Regions from separate parts of the Homo sapiens genome. Here region 2 is linked to region 1. Evidence: read pairs that join two places in POLR2A ChIA-PET (ENCODE). Cell type or tissue: Caco-2. All regions are shown on one strand.

What was found. ChIA-PET counts read pairs that join two places held together with the same protein. Peaks named below come from ENCODE experiments on the same cell type or tissue, not always from the same donor. Only the 100,000 strongest peaks of a DNase experiment are listed, where the experiment ranks them.
Region 2: POLR2A ChIA-PET joins it to region 1 with 6 read pairs; 2 of 35 experiments call an interaction of 5 or more read pairs at or near these places.

What each region holds. Positions count from the first base shown.
Region 1 is chr19:15,162,526-15,166,525 of GRCh38, forward strand. NOTCH3 (notch receptor 3) reads right to left here. Exons shown (of 33, transcript NM_000435.3): 30 at 3,262-3,566; 31 at 2,843-2,990; 32 at 1-37. Among named protein-coding and RNA genes, the nearest start is that of MIR6795, 15 kb to the right of the region's middle. In Caco-2, no CTCF peak of the experiment used is centred here; no DNase peak of the experiment used is centred here.
Region 2 is chr19:15,436,186-15,440,185 of GRCh38, forward strand. WIZ (WIZ zinc finger) reads right to left here. Exons shown (of 13, transcript NM_001371589.1): 4 at 2,393-4,000; 5 at 621-944. Among named protein-coding and RNA genes, the nearest start is that of MIR1470, 11 kb to the right of the region's middle. In Caco-2, no CTCF peak of the experiment used is centred here; DNase peaks (open chromatin) are centred at 1,786 and 2,197.

The DNA of each region.
Region 1 (4,000 bases):
TTGTTCACAGCCGCAGCCCAGTGTAAGGCTGATTTCCCTGGAGGATGAAGGGGAGAGAGGTCAGGACCAGGCACCTGTCCTGGGGCCCCCATGTCAGGGAGGCAGAAATTGTCTAGAATGTGGCCTAGGGGTAGAGGAGGCAGGCCTGCCGTGAATATCCAAGTACTTGTGTCTGGATCCATGTGTGTGCAAATCTGCAAAATGACTCTGTGCAATGGGGAAGCACTTTGTGTCTGTGTGTGTGTGTTTGTGTGTGTGTGTGTGTGTGCGTGCATGTGCATGACTGTTTATACACAGGGGGTGCTGTGTGGACCTCCTTCAGTTGAACCTAGGGTTGTGACATCCAATACAGTAGTCAGTCACATGTGGTTTTTATTTATCCATTTATTTATTTTTGAGGTAGTGTCTTGTTCTGTCACCCAGGCTGGAGTCCATTGGCACAATCTCAGTTCACTGCAACCTCTACCTGCTGGGCTCAGGCGATTTTCCTGCCTCAGCCTCCCTAGTAGCTGGGACTACAGGCATGTACCACCATGCCCAGCTGATTTTTTGTATTTTTGATAGAGATAGAGTTCCACTATGTTGCCCAAACTGGTCTCAAACTCCTAAGCTCAAGTGATCCACCAGCCTTGGCCTCCCAAAGTGTTGGGATTACAGGCATGAGCCACCGTGCCCAACCTACATGTGGTTCTTTAGATTTAAATTTAATAAAATAGGTGCCAGGACCATTCAATGGGGAAAGAATGGTCTTCTCAACTAATGGTGCTGGAACAACTGAATATTCACATTCAAAGAATGAAGTTGGACCCCTACCTCACACTTTATACAAACACTAACTCAAAATGGATCAGAAACCTAAATATATGAGCTCCAACTATAGAACTAAACATCTAGAAGAAAACATAAGAGTAAATCTTCATGACCTTGAATTAGGCCAAGATTCTTAGATGTGACACCAAAACCACAAATAACAATAACAACTACAAAACAGATAAATTGGACATGATCAAAATTGAAACTTTTGGCCAGGCACAGTGGCTCACGCCTATAATCTCAACAATTTGGGAGGCCAAGGTGGGAGTATTGCTTAAGGCCAGGAGTTTGAGATCAGCCTGGGCAACAAAGTGAGACCCCATTTCCACAAAAAATTTAAGAATTACCCAGGTATGCTGGCACACACCTGTAATACCAGCTATTCAGGAGGGTGGGATGGGAGGATCACTTGAGCCTGGGAGTTTGAGGCTGCAGAGAGCCGTAATCATGCCACTGCACTCCAGCCTGAGTGACAGAGTGATACCCTATGTCTAAAAATAAAAGAAAAAAAAAGTGGTCCATCGACACAATGGATTATTATTCAGCTGAACTATGCTACAACATGGGTGAACCTTGAGAACATAATGCTAACTGAAAAAAAGGCAGACAAAAAAGACCACGTATCATATGATTACATTTATATGAAATGTCCAGAACAGGCAAATCCATGAAGACAAAAAGCAAATCAGTGGTTGCACAGGGCTGGACAGATGAGGGGCTTGGCAGATGATGGCCAAGTGGTGAGAATTTATTTTTCAGGTGATGAAATGTTCTAAAATTGATTGTGGTAATAGTTGTATGACTCTGATTATACTAAGAGCCATTGAATTGTACACTTTAAATGGGTGAATTGTATGGCATGTTAATTATATCTCAATAAAGCAGTTTTTTGTTTTTTGTTTTTTGTTTTTAAAAAAAAGGATGGACTCAGTGGCTCATGCCTATAACCCCAGCACTTTGGGAGGCCAAGGCAGGTGGATCACCTGAGGTCAGGAGTTTGAGGCCAGCCTGGCCAACATTGCGAAACCCCGTCTCTACTAAAAATACAAAAAAATAGCCAGGCATGGTGATGGGCACCTTTAGTCCCAGACACTTGGGAGGCTGAGACAGGAGAATCACTGGAACCTGGGTAGTGGAGGTTGCAGTGAGCCAAGATCACACCATTGCACTCCAGCCTGGGTGACAAGAGTGAGACTCTGTCTCAAAAAAAAAAATTAAAAAAAGGGCAACATAAGGAGAAAAAAATTAAATGAACTAAAACATTTACTTCTTCATTTGCCTCAGTCACATTTCAAGTCACTATATGTGGCCAGTGGCTACTATACTGGACAGTGCAGAGAATAATTCCATCATCACAGAAAGTCCTATTGGCCAGCCCTGCCCTAGAACTGTGGCTCTCAACTAGGAGAAACTCCCTGCCCCCAGCCCCCAGAGCATTTGGCAACGTCTGGAGACTGTTTTTTTTTTTTGAGATGGAGTCTGTCCCCCAGGCTGGAGTGCAGGGGCACAATCACGGCTCACAGACTCAACCTCCTGGGCTCAAACGACCCTCCCACCTCAGTTTCTGGAGTAGCTAGGGCCACAGGTATGCACCACCGCACATGGCTAATCTTTCAAAAAACTTTTGTAGAACCCACTATGTTGCCCAGTCTGGTCTCAAACTCCTGGCCTCAAGTCATCCTCCTGCCTCAGCCTCCCAAAGTGTTGGGATCACAGGCATGAGCCACCACACATGGCCTGATGTGTACGTTTATTATAATAACTTCCAGCAGGTGGAAGTACAGTGTGTCCGTCTAACAAAGCAGGTGGAAATGAAGTATCTAGGGGAAAGGCACCTTTTTCTAAATCCCTGAGGCACCCTAAGGACTAGTGGTGACCCTGCATGACCCTGCAGGCTTCATGAAGCCTGGTTATGTGTGCGTGAGCTTCAGTGATTGGGTCTCAACATGGGTATGAATTTGCACCAACATGACCCTCAGGGCCCAGGTGACACCAACCCAGCTTAGACTTGATTCCTCTGCCAACCTACCAAGCTCATCCACAGCATTGACATCAGCATGGCTGGCGATGAGCTCTTCCACCATGCCCTCTACTGCCAGGCGGGCCGCCAGGATCAGTGCCGTTGAGCCATCTGCCATGCGGGCATCCAAGTCTGTAGAGCGGTTTCGGATGAGAATCTAGGACAGAGAGTGGATGCAGCAGGAGGGGTCATGGCAGGAACAGAGGAATCAGGAGCACCCCTAAGTCCCATGAAGTCCCCAACCCCCATACCCCAACCCCTGAAATTGGTGAGGTTCAGGGAGCAGCTGCTTGACAGATACTGTATTCCCATATATCCCCATTTTCCAAATGAGAAAAAATGAGTCTGAAAGGCAGAACTGGGGCTCAAACCCAGGTAAGTCTAATGCCTGCCCCAGCTCTGAGGTCCAAAGTGTGTGCCTATCTCACCTGGAAGACACCCTGGGCATCGGCTGTGACAGCTGTGTGCAGGGGAGTGCGGCCTGAGTGGTCCTGGGCATTGGTGTCTGCCCCAGCATCCAGCAGCCGCTTGGCTGCATCAGCACGGGCATAACGGGCAGCCAGGTGCAAAGCAGTCTCGCCAGTACGGTCAGTCCGTGCCCCAAGCTGAGCCCCCTGGCAGATCAGGTCGGAGATGATGCTAGCTGATGTGTCATCTGCCTCATCCTCTTCAGTTGGCATTGGCTCCAGAGCCCCCCCACAGAAGGAAGCCAGCATTAGCGGGGTGAAGCCATCTGCAGGGACAGGAGTGTGTCAGCAGGAAGGTAAACACAGGGCCTTTTCCAGGAAATGTTATCAAGGGTACCCCATTAGGAGCTAATGGGACACATGGAAAAATGACAATTAGCAGATCCTCCTGTCTGCACACCCACACCCAGAATGAGGATTCGTGGGCACGTGATTTGTCACAGAACTACTCCTAGGGCACAGGGAACACAGGACAAGGGACTCTGGGAGTCAAGCAAGTGTGCAACCTCCAGTAAATTCCCAAAGGGTTATTCCACCTTGATCCTCCAAAGGGACTCTGGAACATGTGTTGTACCCCAGAGTTCTAATCCAACTCAAGGCAAAGAAACCATCCCCTTCATACTCCTGCACCCACTGGTTAGGAGCTGCCCCTTTCTGCCAATTCATTTGAGTGTTTTAAAAGGGGGGGGGAAAAAAAGAG
Region 2 (4,000 bases), 270 kb after region 1:
CTAGCTTCATTTCAACTTCTTAACAGCCATACATGACCAATGGTGTCCCTGTAAGACGTGCAGATATCTAGAGAATATTTCCAGCCATCATCTCAGAAAGTTCTATACAACAATGCTTCTCAAGATAGAAGATGTCATTAACAGCAAAGAATCTGGGGCCCAGCTGCCTGGGTTTTAAATCCCTGTTTCACCCTTTCCAGCTGTGTGACCTCAGGCAGGTTAATTAAACTCTGTGCCTCAGTTTCCTCATCTGTAAAGTGGAAGAAATAATAACACCTGCCTTATAGGATTGTTGTGAGGATGTAAATGAGTTCATGTTTGTAAAGTGCTTAGAACGATGCCTGGCTCCCAGTAAAAGCTCAGTAAGCATTTGTCAAAGTCACTGGCAGGAAAGATAGTGAAAAACTGGATCCAGAAAGAGACCTGGCCCAGATCCTGAGTGAAACAGAAAGGACACCTAAATAGCAGGGTGGTTGTAAGGAAAGTCATCAACATACTTTGTAAAGTGACTCAAAATGCTTCCAGGAAAGCTGAGCGGCTGCCCCTCCAGCCCCGCCCCTCCAATGCTCTGGGCCCCTGGGAAGGATGGGGCTCCAGCACAGCCCGTCCCCTCCCCTTACCATCTCCATAGGCTGGCCCAGGGTCCTCAGCCCAGGTGGGTGGAAAGGGCACCGTGAGAGGTAAGCGGGGCCGACGGGAGGTCAGGAAGCTGCCAGGCGGACCCCCAGGCTCTCGGCCCAGGGGGCTGGGGGGCTGCTCAGCAGCAGAGGTGGCCAGCAGCTCCTGCAGGATGTTGATGGGTGAGACAGTGAGCTCCCAGTTGGTGATACCGAAGTCACGTAGGTGGGCCCGGGCGTGGCTGGAGAGGCCGGCCCGTGTGTCGAAGCCAGCCCCGCAGAAGTCACAGCGCATCAGGCTGAAGGTGCCTGGGTCAAAGTTGGCCACTGTGGAGAGAGGACAGGACTGCCTGAGGTGGAGAGGGGGCTACTCCCCAGCCCCAACCCCTCCCCATATTCAGGGCTTCACCCTGGACTGCCTTTCTTCCCCGTGGCTGTCCCTTTTGCTCCTGCCTGCTCCTCAGCTCTCAGCTCGTGCATCCTCCCACCCCATTCCAGGAAGCCTGACCCTCCCAGATACCCCCTTCCCACATCTGGCAACGTCAAGGAGGGACCTCTTCTGCAAAAACCCTTCTCCAGGGCCAGGTGTGGTGGCTCACGCCTGTAATCCCAGCTCTTTGGGAGGCCAAGCGGGAAGATCTCTTGAGCCCAGGAGTTTGACACCAGTCTGGGCAACATAGTGAGACCCCATCTCTATAAAAAAATTAGCTGGGCATAGTGGTGCGTGCCTGTAGTCCCAGCTACTTGGGAGGCTAAGGTGGGAGGATTGCTTGAGCTTAGGAGTTTGAGGCTGCAGTGAGCTATAATTGCCCCATGGCACTCCAGCCTGGGCAACAGAGCAAGACCCTGTCTCTTAAAAAGAGAAAGAAAGAAAAAGAAATGCTTCTCCAGTTGTGGACCTGCCATCATCTATGAGAGTATTTGATTAATAGCCTTCTCGTGACTATTTTTACTCATGATCACGCAAGTGCTGTAAATTAAATATTTGTTGGATGAAGAAATGGACAAATGGATGTAATGCCCTCTGCTGGGAGCCTTCTCTGAGCCCTGCAACTGGAGTTAGGGACTTTGTCTCAGCTTCCCCAGCCTCCTGGTTCTCCCAGCTTTCCCCGCATCTCAGCCCTGCTCACTCGGTGTCGTCACTGCCTGGTTTCCTGGTTGTCACCCCTTGCCCCCAACCCCTAGTGCGTAGACACACACACACACACACGCACACACACACACTCAAACACCATACTGGCACCTCCCCAAGTGGGCTTTGTGTCTGCCAATGTCAGAACCACCCAGGGTGCTCCTGTTGGAAACAGACTTCTGGAATCAGAGCCTTGTACTGTGGGAACTGACAAACCTTACAGGCAGCCCCAGGGGGTTCTGAAGCTGGCCAGTGTGGGGTGGAGGGGGTCCCACCACTCCTGGACTGGGCCATGAACTCCAAGAGTCCAAGAACTGCTATTCTGTCCACTGCTGTGTCCCCAGGTCCCCAGAACAGAGGGGAACCTTGCTCAGTAAATATTTGTTGAATGGAGGAATGAATGAAATTCTCTGCCTGAGGCTGACTCTTCTACCCACACTCCTTCCTCCAGTGGCTGGAATGGCCAGGGGACTGGGGCGTCTCCACACATCCACCGACCAGGTGGCCTTCACTGTGGCTCTCAAGTCTCTCAGGAGCAGAGGCCCCAGTGTCCCCCTGCTTGGCGCTAAGGGAGAGAATTTAGATCAACGGTGGGTTGCCCAGCCATGTGTCTCCTGGGCCTTTAAAAGTGAAGCTGCCCTACCTTTTTTCTTCTTCTTCTGGAAGGAGAACCTGCGCTCAATGGCCTTCACCTCCTCAGCGGAGATGAAATGGCGCACATTGTAGCTGACGCCCACGCGGTTCAGGTGGCCCCGGACGTGGTTGGCCAAGCCGATGCCGTTGTGGAAGCGATCGGGGCAGTAGGGGCATTTCCGCTCCTCGTGCTTCAGTGCCATGGCCGGATCCCCATCCAGGAGTGTGTCCAGCCCCAGCGGGCCGCCCAGCGGCGCGTCCAGGAGCAGGAAGTCCAGGGGGTGGGCGCCTGCCAGCCCCAGCTCCTCGGGCTGCAACCTTGGGGGCACCCTGGCTGCCGCCATGACCTGCGGCCCCAGCTTCGCCACGAGCACAATGGGTACCATCCCTCGGAGCTGCTGCTGCTGCCCCTGGGTGGCCTCTACTGCCTGCAGGGCCTCTCGGAATGCCTGCTTCAGCTCCAGGGCCGCCTGCGGGATGAGGCTGGGGGTGGCTAGGGGTGAAAAGACCCCATTTTCAGGGGAAAAATCCATCTCGGAGGTCAGCACTACATCCTCCTCCTCCTCCTCCTCCTCCTCCTCTTCGCTCCAAGGGCGCCTCCGTTCCCCCAGCCCTTGTGGGTGGACGGTGCTTTTGTTTCTCCCGAGCTGTAAGGAGTAGGGGGTGGATGCTAGTGTGGAGGGAAAGGCCAGCCTTCCGAGAGGCCTCTGGCCCGTGCCATGCAGGAGTGGCTTTGACAGCGGGAAATCTCTGATGCTCAGCTGCTGGCATCCTGGGCCAAAGGCCAGGCTGGGGTCGTATCCAGCAGGGTTCTCCCGCCACATGGGGGCCAAGGACGGCTCAGCTTTGCCAAAGTAGTCCACAGCAGTGTCAGGGAAGCAGGCGTGAGCATCCTGGCTAGTGCCTGGCTGGCTGGCAGGGTCTTCCTCATAAGCCTCGCCATCCTCCTCCCAGTGGGGATGGGCATGCACCAGCCTCACGTGCTCCCTGAGCAGGCTCTCGCTGGGCGCGGGGAAACCACAGAAGACACAGGCGCTGAGGCCAACGGCAGCTCCGTAGGGCTGATAGAGGAGGGCGCTGGCCTCAGGGCTGGGGCTGCCAGCCCCGCTGCTGCCTCCAAAAGGCTCTTTGGTGGTCTGGCCTGGGGGCTCACGCATGTGCAGCTTGGCATGCTGCACATAGGCCCTGGATGAATTGGTGCCAAAGACACACTTAGGGCACTGCAGCCGTGCCTCCCGGCCCTCGTCTCCTGGAACTTGCTTCAGCTTTTGGATCTCCTCAATGATCTTCTCCCGGGAGGCCTGATGCAGCTGCCGGTGCTGCTCCAGGGCAGTGGGGTCAGCAAAGGCCCAGCCACACTCCCCGCAGGCCAGCGGGGCCAGGTCCGCAGGGGGCTCCTGGCCCGGGGCTCGGCGGTGCTGGCTCATGTGCTCCAGGAGGTGCTCCTTCTGCTTGAAGTAGATGCTGCACTCGATGCATGGGAACACGGCCGGCTCCTCGTCCTCGTCCTCATCTGGGCTGGCCACCCCTTCGGCCACCTCCTCCAGCAGCTCACACAGGTAGGGCCCGGTCCGGATCGGGGGCAGTAGCGGCTGCAGCCGCTCCACAGAAGCCTCCG